3 separate regions of the Homo sapiens genome follow, and all the other regions are linked to region 3. A link is a contact called in ENCODE Hi-C or POLR2A ChIA-PET data. All regions are on one chromosome and are shown on one strand. Each heading gives the region's core, a stretch centred on a gene start or an enhancer-like site at or near the end of the contact. The rest is flanking DNA. Distances are from core to core; before and after follow the strand shown. Region 1 overlaps LOC105371668 (a long non-coding RNA gene). Region 2 has its middle 18 kb from the start of RGS2. Region 3 holds the start of RGS2-AS1 (RSG2 antisense RNA 1).

Region 1 (4,040 bases), core at 1,027-3,526, 86 kb before region 3:
AACAAAGTACTATCTATTGCGTTATTGTTGAGGTGGAAAAATTAGGAATCAAAAACTGATTAATAGGTAATTTAAATCAGTGTATCAAGAAGTTGGGCTGCCTGCTAGAAATAAGAAACTGACATCTGTTTTTCAAGATATAAAGCAGAGAAGTAGCATTGTACATGTAATAGAATATGATTGATTAAGCACTGTTTTCTTCTTTAGAAAGTGAGTCTACAATCAACAAGGTAAAACAATTCATCAACACCTGCCAAAAGTAACAACTATGCCAACAACATGCTAACTGGAATTCCTTATCTTTACTTTTACTCATTAATTACATATATTTGGAGCTCTACTAGATAAGAAGCTGTACTTCAGCAAGCAGAACTATGATCCATTTACAGGGAGTGGTGTTGTGAGGAGAGCTGGACATTTAGGATCAAATATGAGAAATTAAACAGAAATGATGTGAAAGAAATCTCACCATATAGACTAGCTAAACTTTTTCAAATATAGAACTTAGCTTAGTATTAAATACATTGAAAAACTAGTAATGATCCTAGCTAGGGGCTTTGAAACTTTTCATCCAATCATTTCCCCAAGATTTCCCTTAGTCTTCCCAAGTCTCCAGTTTGCCACATAATACAAGTTTGGTGTTTGAATTCTCAGTGCCATAACTAAGCCGCTTCATGGAGAGGGTTCAAAAGTCAAATCTCCCCTTTCATAAAGCTCACAATGCTAGCCTGCTACTACTAAACTCTTTAAAAAAAAGAAAAACAAAAACAAAAACAAAAAACAAACTTTCCTGTAATAAATAATATTTATTATTATAAATATTTTTTAAAATAGGCAAAGGACCCAGGTTTTCCCCTTTCTCTGAACTCCCTGCATCCATCACTTCTCCTTGCCCTTGTAGCCTACAGGGTAAGAGAGATGATGGCTTCACCAGTTGCTCTTTAAAAAAACCTGATGCCTGTTACCTAAGAGGCCCTATGAGGTAGGAGACAGAATGGCTGGCTTTGGAACATGGAGATTAGGCTTGACTCTGACCTCTGCCTCTTGCTATCTTGCAGCTCATCCTCTTCATGTTTCTCTTCCTCCCAGGCAAAAAAAAAGTAGTATCATCCTTTCTACCAGGGTGCCATAGAGATTAAATAAGATAATATAAGCAGAGCACTTTAAATAAGATGCTCAATAAGTGGTAGTGATGATGAGTTATTTTAACTATTTAAACCTATGTTAATCTGTGTAAATACATTGCGGGAGAAAGGAAAGTGAAAGATGACACCATCCAAAACCCCAAAGGTAGGCCTGCTCAAAGAGCTCTGATTGCAGTTCATCTCCACCCAGTTAGGGTGGAGGCTATGTCTGTTTCCTCCCTACAATCTGAAACATGTCCAGCATATAACTGTTGAATTCATTAATTTGAAAACCAATGACCTAATGAAAAAGTAAAAAGTATCTTACAGAGAAACTATAAAAATTAAAGTCCCGGCCGGGCGCAGTGGCCCACGCCTGTAATCCCAGCACTTTGGAAGGCCAAGGTGGGCGGATCAGCTGAAGTCAGGAGTCTGGGATCAGCTGAAGTCAGGGGTCCAAGACCAGCTTGGCCAACATGGTGAAAACCCGTCTCTACTAAAAATACAAAAATTAGCCAGGCATGGTGGCAGACGCCTGTAATCTCAGCTAGTCAGGAGGCTGAGGCAGGAGAATCTCTTGAACCCGGGAGGCGGAGGTTGCAGTGAGCCGAGATGGCGCCATTACACTCCAGCCTGGGGAACAAGAGTGAGACTTCGTCTCAAAAAAAAAAAAAAAATTAAAGTCCCAGTCAGAAGTCTTATTGATATTTAAGCAAGTTATTTAGCTTCATTTGTCTTAGTTTATCTGCTAGCTGGAATTAATAATGTTTGCATCTGCTTATCTGAGAGAACAGTCAGGAGAAGAAATGCAAGCATACCTGCCATAATACAAATGGAAACTGACAAATTATAACGTATCTTACTTTCTTTCGATAGGGATATTATAAAGTAAAGTAGGTATAGTAATACTCACCTTTTATAGAGTTGCTTTGAGAATTAGAAATAATGCATGTAAAACCTTTGCACAATGACTGACATAAAATAGGAGACCAAGAAATTATAGGTATTATTTTTATCATTATTATTACTGAGAGACTTTGGAGTAATTTCTGTCTTCTGTAAAAGCGATATGACAGAACAGCTGTGCAAATAATGTACAAGTTCCTTGAAACTGATAGAAAACGTTCACGTCTCAAGCTTCAGGAGTCCACTGTGTTCTTGTTTGCTAAGTGAGAACACCGTGTACAATGGAAGTGAGTCAGTTCTGTCCAACCTTCCTTAGGATGTTATAAAATTTGGCATAATTTTAATTAGTAGTAGTCATTGCTCTTTAAGCTCACAACAATGTATTTCATCAGAACTGCATGACAAAATAAATAGGATGTTTATTTTTATCACCACACCTGTAGTCATCAATGATATAGCAGTCAGCCTAAGAAACTAAGAAACTCCCAAAGCAAACAATATAAATATGTCTTTATAGGCTTATCATTTGGCCAGTCTAAACATGTTACAAGTTTAAATGATCTTTTTAAAAGTTCCCTAGCTTTGCTATAGACATAAAGCATATTACACCTGTCTAACATGTTTTTATCATCATTAGTCTATTTTATCTTCATACTGACCATATGAGAGATTTAAGTAGATATTATGATCTCTATTCTACAAGCTGAAAAACTGAGATGCTATAACGTTAAGCAACTTCTGCAGGATCAGTGATTAAGACAGAACTATAATCCAGGTTTCTGGGTGTGGCTTCCTTCTACTGCATTTGGCTATTTTCAGGTATCTCCAATGCTCCAGGAAAATAAAATGCCTCTAAACAATCCACCATTTTTCAAAAGTGACTACAAATAATACATCCAGACAGATATAATACAAATTATTCTAGAGAATTGATCTAATCTTGCTATTAACAATATATAAAATGAGGCTGGGCATGGTGGCTCACGCCTGTAATCCCAGAACTTTGGGAGTCCGAGGCGAGTGTATCACCTGAGCTCATGAGTTCAAGACCAGCCTGGGCAACATGACAAATCCCTGTCTTTACAAAAAGTACAAAAAATTAGCCAGGTGTAATGGTGTGTGCCTGTAGTCCCAGCTGCTTAGGAGGCTGAAGCAGGAGAATCACTTGAGGCCAGAAGGCAGAGGTTGCAGTGAGCCAAGATCATGCCATTGCACTCCAGCCTGGGTGATAGAGTGAGACCCTGTCTCAAAAAAAAAAAAAAAAAAAAAAAAATATATATATATATATATATAGAGAGAGAGAGAGAGAGAGAGAGAGAGAGAGAGAGAGAAAATATATATAATATACATATTATATATATATATAAAATAACTTGACATCTCAGAAGAGAAACTTCATAAATGCTAAAGATAAGAACTAACCCATGGGAAAACTGACCCCATGTAAGTGTGAAGGCAACAGGAAGAGCTTCAGGCCAGAAATCTGGAAATCTGGATTCCAGGCTAATTCTGGCTCTAATTGTGTGTATGACTTTGGATAAATTCCTTATCTCTGTAGTGTTCCAGTTTTATCATCTATAAAAGAGTTGGTCTAAATGTAGAATTTAATTGGCAGAATGTTGAAATTCTCAAATCTGCAAATCAATAGTTGACTCCATGGTGGTATTCACTCCTTTAGTAATGATTTACTACCATAAACACTGATATGCATAAATATTAGCTAAAGCTAATAAAGTTTACAGTAGTGTTCTATATAGAAAAATATGTAAACTATTCTTGTGAATAAGCTGCAATAAAACATAGGGTTGCACCAGCAAGCATTTTAGAGCCTTCTGAAGGTTAGAATTAAAGAAATCTATTTATTGGGCTAACCAAAGTGTCCTTGTCACTGCAATTTTCTAATTTTAAGAATAAATAGGTTTTTTGTTTGTTTGTTTGTTTGTTTGTTTTTGAGACGGAGTCTCACTCTGTAGCCCAGGCTGGGAGTGCAGTGGTGCGATCTCGGCTCAC
Region 2 (4,002 bases), core at 462-2,961, 120 kb before region 3:
CTGCCTTATTTTTTCAGGTGGGATATAAGTCCAGGTTTGTTTGGCCTTTATTGATACCCAATAGGAAGAGATTCTCCTTTTTACTTTTTGACAGGGGTGAGAATTTCAGCTTCCCAGCAGGTTGCCACTGATGGTCATGTGTCTTACAGCTTGACAAAGGTAGAAGATTATACTCCCCACTCAGCCTTTACTGGCTTAGGTGGAGGTGGACATTTATTGTTTAAAAGTATCTGTCTTGCTAGGCTTCCCCTTTCCTAGTTCTTTGGCTGAAGAAAAAAGACTTTTCTTCGGGGACTTTTTTTTCTGTTTTCCTGGGCTATTGTGGATTGCCAGTTTTTTGGCTCCAAGTCTGAGAAATATAAGGCAAAAAGACAGTCTAAGGAACTTACCACCATATCATTCATTGGGACCCAAAGTCTCCAACCAGTCCTTCTACCTCTCTACATTTTCTTGAGTTTTTAATATTTGTTTCATACATAATATGCAGGGTTTTTAGTTGAAATTAGTGGGAGAAATAAGGAAAGATATGTCTATTCCATCTTCCAAAAAGTAGAAGTCTTCTCTATTACCATTTTTAATAGTTTGATTACTATATTTCAGTATAACTGGTTTCCTTTGCAATCCCATAAATTTTGTTTATGCATTTACAAACAATTTTCTGAGAATCACCACATAGCCATCAAGGTCCATGGCATGGAACCACCATGAGCCATTTTAGAGAAAAATATTAAAAGCTTGAGACCAGAAAGAAGCAGCAAAGAATTATATTCCAAGATGAAGCAATGGGCACAACTCCCTTCTTTAGAGCACACGTTGGCTTTCTAACTTCCAGGTACCCTCTCTAACCCCCCGAGGGTCACATGGAGAAGAGTAACTAGAGCTAGATTGATGACTTGGAGAGGAGTAGGGAGCCATCTATTGTCTTATTGTCTTGCAAGGCTGTTGCCTTGGTGGCCCAAGCCTACAAACCATCCTCAAAACTCAGAGATCACCACCTGTCACCCCACTTGAGAAGTAAAGTTAACCATTCATCCATCACTTTGGGTATGGGCTTTCCATTCCCCAGGATAGCCCCTTCTTAATTTCCACTACATTGGAAATCCCCTTTCAATGGCCCAGAATATTCATAGGCATGCCTTCCACTCTGACAGGAGATACAGGTGTTTGTCATCCTGGTGGCAAGTGGTGAAGCAGCAGGGAAAACTCATACACCAGGACATGAGAGGGACTATTCACCCATTTTGCATTTAAATGTGTATCTACTCTTTCATTAGATGGTGAATTCCTCAGAGGAAATGAACTATGTTTCATTTTTTCCTTTTATTTTCAGTGTTTAGCAGAGTATAAAGCACATGGCAGATGCCTAATCAATGTTACTAAATGAACAAATAAGTCTATACTGCAGAAAAATGGTATATTTAGGATTTATCAAATACCTCATGTTTGCGTATTTCTATTTTAATTAAAAAAAGCATTCTTAGATTATTTAAAACAACTATTACTAGTTATTTCTTGGGCTGTAACATTTCTAGTATCTTCTTACTTATCTACTACTACTAATCTGAATTTGGACAACAAAATGTATGCACATTTTCTCTATTTCACAGACCATCTGGCACAGATGTCATGCATGTTGCTACCTCATAGATATGTTAATGAGTGACACAAAGTTTCCAGGTCCAGTCACAAAAATGCCATTTCCCTCCTCCACTTCCTTACCCACATTCAAAAGGCCAAGGTAAACACGTCCTGGGGCAACAGTCTGGAGAGTATAACCCTAGAAATAAAATGGATTCAGATAAATTCCAGAGTGATCTGCCAGTGACTAATGGTAATATCTTTAGTTAGCCAGAGTTCAAAAATACAAAAAGATAAAAATCTTGAGTGCAATCTCATAAATCTTTAACCCATGTAGCCCTACTCCATAGCAAAGTCTTCTTGAAAGCAAATAATGATTTAAAAAATTAACTTCTTATGTTAACTAGCTACCCAGATAAGTTCAAGAAATGGAATGAACATTATCCAGGAATTGAAAGGAAATGACTAAGAGTTAGGAAATGGTACCAGCATCAAGTATGACAACTTGTAAAGAAGGGTGACATTCCACACCTCCTATCTGGGTAGGGTTTACAGGACATCCTATGAACTGTCATAAAAGATAAATCTGGGTTTGTCTTACTAAAGCCAATGACAAAGACAGCTTGGCAGTGAAACTGACAGCTAATACTGTGAGTGAGGCCGCTGACGACAGTAATGAATGAATAACCTGTCCGGAACTCTTCATCAGTGAGATGAGAACCATGGAAGAGTTAATAGATCCAGTCAGGTTTCAGAGGGCACACCTTCTGCACAGCCCAGATAGATAAGAAAAGAGGATTTTTAAGGTAGATGATTTGATTTCTATGCTTAAATAAAAATAGATTTGTGGTTTGAATTACAATAAAACAAAAATGGAAGTAAACAAAGTTTTGATAAAATACAAAACACATTTTAGATATATTATAAGCACAGTGCATACAAAACACAGATATTTATAAAGTTAGTTGTCAATACAAGTCCATATTACTTGTTAAGAGGAAATTCTGTGGCACGTACAGTAAGTGCTGATATCAGGAATGCTTTGATAAAGAAGTTTGGGTATAGGCAGGTCACTCAACATACTTTTCTATAGAAGCTAGGCAGCATTATTTTAGATTTGAGGAGAAAGTATTGCTTTAAAAATTATGTATTAACTTCCAATAGAAAAATCAGTAATTAAGTCAAAGTGGAGTTAGGCATTTAAATAGGCATCAAGGCAAATTAGTATTGATAACTTCTTTTCAATTTTAAATAGAAAAATTATTTTAATTGGCTTTATAAATGTACTTATTTAAATACTGCAGCCAAGAATGCAGTTTTAAATGACCATCTGGCTAGCACTCCTTGAGGCAGTATCTCACGATGCTTCCTAAAGTTTCTGTGAATAATTTTTTTTAAAAAAGCAAAACAGCCACCCGAATCCAGCAGCACATCAAAAACCTATCCACCACAATCAAGTTGGCTTTATCCCTGGGTTGCAAGGCTGGTTCAACATACACAAATCAATAAATGTAATCCATCACATAAACAGAACCAATGACAAAAACCACATGATTATCTCAATAGATGCAGAAAAGGCCTTCGATAAAATTCAACACCACATCATGCTGAAAACTAGGTATTGATGGAATGTATCTCAAAATAATAAGAGCTATTTATGACAAATCCACAGCCAATATCTGAATGGGCAAAAACTGGAAGCATTCCCTTTGAAAACCAGCACAAGACAAGGATGCCCTCTCTCTCCACTCCTATTCAACATAGTATTGCAAGCTCCGGCCAGGTCACTCAGGAAAGAGAAAGAAATAAAGGGTTTTCAAATAGGAAGAAAGGAAGTCAAATTGTCTCTGTTTGCAGATGACATGATTGTATATTTAGAAAACCCCATTGTCTCAGCCCCAAATCTCTTTAAGCTGACAAGCAACTTCAGCAAAATCTCAGGATACAAAATCAGTGTGCAAAAATCACAAGCATTCCTATACACAAATAACAGACAAACAGAGAGCCAAATCATGAGTGAACTCCCATTCACAATTGCTACAAAGAGAATAAAATACCTAGGAATACAACTTACAAGGGATGTGAAGGACCTCTTCAAGGAGAACTACAAACCACTGCTCAAGGAAATAAGACAGGACACAAACAAATGGAAAAATATTCCATGCGCATGGATAGGAAGAATCAATATCATGAAAATGGCCATAATGCCCAAAGTAATGTATAGATTCAATGGTATCCCCATCATGCTACCATTGACTTTCTTCACAGAATTAAAAAAAACTACTTTAAATTTCATATGGAACCAAAAAAGAGCCCATATAGCCAAGACGATCCTAAGCAAAAAGAACAAAGCTGGAGGCATCATGCTACCTGACTTCAAACTACACTACAAGGCTATAGTAACCAAAAACAGCATGGTACTGG
Region 3 (3,775 bases), core at 756-3,255:
GATATCTTTAGTCCAAAGGTTTTTCTTTTATTCCAAATTTCTATACCCAATTACTTTCTGGGGGTGTGAACTACCATGGCCTATGAACACTCCAAAATCAACATCTTCCCTCACCTCCCAACCATCATCCATCCAGTTGTCTAAGCCAAATACTTGTGTATCTTCCTAGAATCCTAGCTTCCCCACTTACACATAATCATCAACTCTTTGGGGGATCTATTTAATTCTATGTGATATATCCCCAACTGATTCAATTTCATCCAATTTCAGTTAGGCAACAGACATAATTTGTCTCTGTGCCTCAAGTCTTATTCTCTAGAAGGCTTCCCTGAACCTCCACAAAACTAGTTTTCTCCTTATACATTCTTTTTTTTTTTTTTTTTTTTTTTTTTTTTTTTTTTTTTCCTGACAGAGTGAGACTCTGCAGTGCAGTGGCTGATCTCGGCTCACTGCAATCTTCGCCTCTCAAGTTCAAGCGATTCTCTTGCCTCAGCCTCCCGAGTAGCTGGGATTACAGACACCTGCCACCATGCCTGGCTAATTTTTGTGTTTTTAGTAGAGATGGGATTTCACCATGTTGGCCAGGCTGGTCTCCAACTCCTGGACTCAAGTGATCAGCTTGCCTAGGCCTCCCAAAATGTTGAAATTACAGGCATGAGACACTGCGCCTGGCCTCCTCATTATACATTCTTATTCAATGCTGTACTCCTCATTCATAGCAATCCTCCCAAGTATAAATAAATTACTTATTATATAAATGGTTGTCATTTGTCTCCCTCAAAAAATTAAGCTCCCTGAGGGAAAAGAACATTCATAATATTTAATATTTGTTAGATGAACAAATGGATCAATGCTTCTTAAATTTATTTTCTACACTGCCACTAACCTAATCTTTCTAAAACAAAAACAGAGTCATGTCACTTTACTGTAAAAAATCCTTCAATGGAAAAAAGAAAAAAAAAGGGAGGTCTACAGTGGATTCCCACTGCCTTAAGCTATTGATTTTATGTCTAAACTTCTTAGCATGAAAGACAAGGTTTTCTAAGACCTGGTCTACTTACCTCTACAGCTTTGTTTCTTTAGCTGACTGCTCAATATCACTGCTCTCCCTCAACTTAACTGCAAATAAATTCAATACTTCAGAAATAACAAAGGAGGAAAAACACTCTTTTAATATTTTATTATGCTCAAATAATTTAAAAATATATAAATAAAATGATTAAATAAAGCCCCAAACCTTTTTTCAAATAAGCACCCTAAATTATCTAAATCACCTAGGATGCTTGTTTTCCTAAGAACCAAGGAATATTTCAGGTGATTTAGTATAAAGTATAGCATGCCCAGACAAGATCCCATAACAGGAGTTACTTACCTGGTGCTGCTTATTTTGGATATCAGAATTTTAAAGGAAATGAGGTCCATTTGGTTTAGGCATCTATATATATATCAGTACGTAGAGGACTAAATGAGGGTTTAAAAGAATTTGTTGAATATAACTGAACCAACTCTAAAATGAAAAATATATAAGATGGAATGATGATTAAATGGAAATGCTTAACTCAGTAAATGATCAGTTTCTTATTTCTAATGGACCCAAGTCTGCAATTCAAAGTTGGGAAGAGGCAGACAGTATGACATGAAATACTCTGTGTATTATATCAATTACACCTCAAGAGAAGAATTTGACTTTGCAAATTACAGAACTAGTAAGAAAACATTTTTTTTCTTTCATACGGGTTTAGTCTGTCCTTAAAAGGGGGCTTTGGGGGTAGATATTGGATTCAACTGTTATTTGTCAGACAAGTGAAAGAATAAAGAGAAGTGTGTGACACAGTGGTGGAGAAGCCTTACCTGGGACCAATCTGAAGTGCCTGTTGTGTTCTGCAGTATCATAAGTCGCCAGGGTCTCTCTGTCTGGCATAGCCATTCTCATTCCCAAAGTGCTTCAGGGATTTGGATCAAATCCAAAGACTATTCTGCTTGTTCATTCTGAACAGATTAATTCAGATTTGGCTAAAGATACTGCTGAGAAAAGAAGCGTGAATCCTAAGGGAACATCAACTTTCATGACTAAAGATAGAATTACCTGAAAAGTACATGGGGAGCTATGGGCAGAGTTAGAAGTTTATATTCTTACAAAGAGATCTAAACTTAAAGGAACAAGGACTGGGGAGAACTATAACTGCCTATGACAGTCAGTTTCTTACATGGTTTTATTTTAAACTATGCAGAAAAATTACACAGAAATGGCTCTTTCGGCCAGGCACGGTGGCTCACGCCTGTAATCTTGGCACTTTGGGAGGCCGAAGTGGGTGTATCATTTGAGCTCAGGAGTTCGAGACCAGCCTGGGCAACATAGCGAAACCTTGTTTCTACAAAAAATACAAAAATTAGCCAGGTGTGGTGCACCTATAGTTCCAGCTATTTGGGAGGCTGAGGTGGGAGGATCTCTTGGGCCCGGGAGTTTGAGGCTCCTGCAAGCCAAGATACTGCCACTGCACTCCAGCCTGGGCAAGAGACCCTGTCTCAAAAGAAAAAGAAATAGCTTTTTTTTCTCACCCTACATTATAATTTTCATCAGCCACCTCCAACCAATCAGTAAAATCTAATATATCTGTGCAGTCTTCTGTGTAATTAATACGATAAACAAAGGGGCAGAGCAGTAAAGAGAAATGAGAATTGTCCCACATTTTCCCATTTTTGGTACTCATGAGAACAGAGATGCTACCTCTCAGGGGTTTCGGACTAGCAAGGAGGAAAAATTTTGCCCGTTAGTGGAGCTAGAGATGATGAAAAGAACTTGATTTAGAGAAAAATTGCTAGATAGACAACTTGAGATTGGATATATAATACCCTTCTATTTTACCCTAAAATGCCAGCCTAAAGACTTTTAAGGAGAAGCAAAAATTGACACCTTTGTTTTAACAGATGTATTGAATAAATTATAATGTAATATCCATTCCAGCTCTTATCAAGGTACTGGTCATCACAATTAAGTAGTTTGGATGAGGGCACTGACTTTGGGCTAAGAGAATCTTCTTTTTTTGCCTCAGCTGTTCTGTTTCTGTTAAGACACTGTCTGGGCTGAGATATTTAAATCTGGTTTCAAGGCTGAGTGTGGTGGATCATGCCTGTGATGCCAACACTTTGGGAGGTTGAGGTGGGTGGCTTGCTTCAGTCCTAGCCTGGGCAATGGAGACAAAACCCAAAAAATACAAAAAATTGTGTCTACAAAAAACTAGCCAGGCATGGTGACATGCACCTATAGTCCCAGCTACTTGGAAGGCTTAGAGGGGAGGATCAGCTGAGCCCAAGAAATGGAGGCTGCAGTAAGCCATGATTGCACCACTGCACTCTAGCCTGGACAACAGAGCAAGACCCTGTCTCAAAAAAAAAATCTTGCTTCAAGGTTCTATGCAGATGATTCTTTGCTTGTAAACCCTAGGAGCACCTATGTGATGCTTTGTGCTCCTCTCACTGGAATTACCTTATTCCTTATCTCTGTTCTCTTGAGTAATTGCCTCCTCTAACCAGGATTAGCATTCTTTGATCTGACTCCTTTGTTATCTTGTCTGTTGTGACAATGGGAAACATTTAAATGTTCTCTGGCCAGAAGAGACTGTTTCCGTCTGGAGACCAAAATGAAACTAGTCCTGGCATTTGAGTACTGTCATGATATGTCTTTCAAGCGGCAGTCCCTGTAGTGGATGCTGTGATGCGCTAAAGCTCTAAGGCATTCACTCCCCCAGCTCCCAGCAATGTTTTCTGCTTAAAG

The links. A loop is a pair of places that touch in the nucleus more often than their neighbours do. ChIA-PET counts read pairs that join two places held with the same protein, here RNA polymerase II (POLR2A). Pooled maps may share reads with other maps.
Region 1: a loop to region 3 is called in a map of PC-3, with 3 times the contacts of the local background. The contact joins the enhancer-like site here to the promoter of RGS2-AS1 in region 3. A Hi-C loop is called at or near these places in 2 of 168 maps with a recorded cell type or tissue (CD14-positive monocyte and PC-3) and 1 of 50 pooled maps.
Region 2: a loop to region 3 is called in a pooled map, with 1.9 times the contacts of the local background. The contact joins the enhancer-like site here to the promoter of RGS2-AS1 in region 3. A Hi-C loop is called at or near these places in 3 of 168 maps with a recorded cell type or tissue (CD14-positive monocyte, endothelial cell of umbilical vein and sigmoid colon), 1 of 37 single-sample maps with no recorded cell type and 1 of 50 pooled maps. POLR2A ChIA-PET finds 5 or more read pairs at or near these places in 3 of 52 experiments (MCF 10A, activated B cell and endothelial cell of umbilical vein).

Annotation. Positions count from the first base shown.
Region 1 is chr1:192,859,680-192,863,719 of GRCh38, forward strand. The region is part of intron 2 of LOC105371668 (a long non-coding RNA gene); the gene reads left to right. Among named protein-coding and RNA genes, the nearest start is that of RGS2, 53 kb to the left of the region's middle. Within about 2 kb of position 2,277, at least 2 of the 41 ENCODE cell types and tissues checked have a DNase peak (open chromatin) inside an H3K27ac peak, as active enhancers do; they include PC-3, where a contact is called at or near this core.
Region 2 is chr1:192,825,185-192,829,186 of GRCh38, forward strand. No RefSeq gene overlaps it. Among named protein-coding and RNA genes, the nearest start is that of RGS2, 18 kb to the left of the region's middle. RefSeq lists an enhancer at 1,398-2,597. Within about 2 kb of position 1,712, at least 3 of the 41 ENCODE cell types and tissues checked have a DNase peak (open chromatin) inside an H3K27ac peak, as active enhancers do; they include endothelial cell of umbilical vein, where a contact is called at or near this core.
Region 3 is chr1:192,946,252-192,950,026 of GRCh38, forward strand. It overlaps RGS2-AS1 (RSG2 antisense RNA 1), which reads right to left and starts at 2,006. Exons shown (of 3, transcript NR_126003.1): 1 at 1,852-2,006.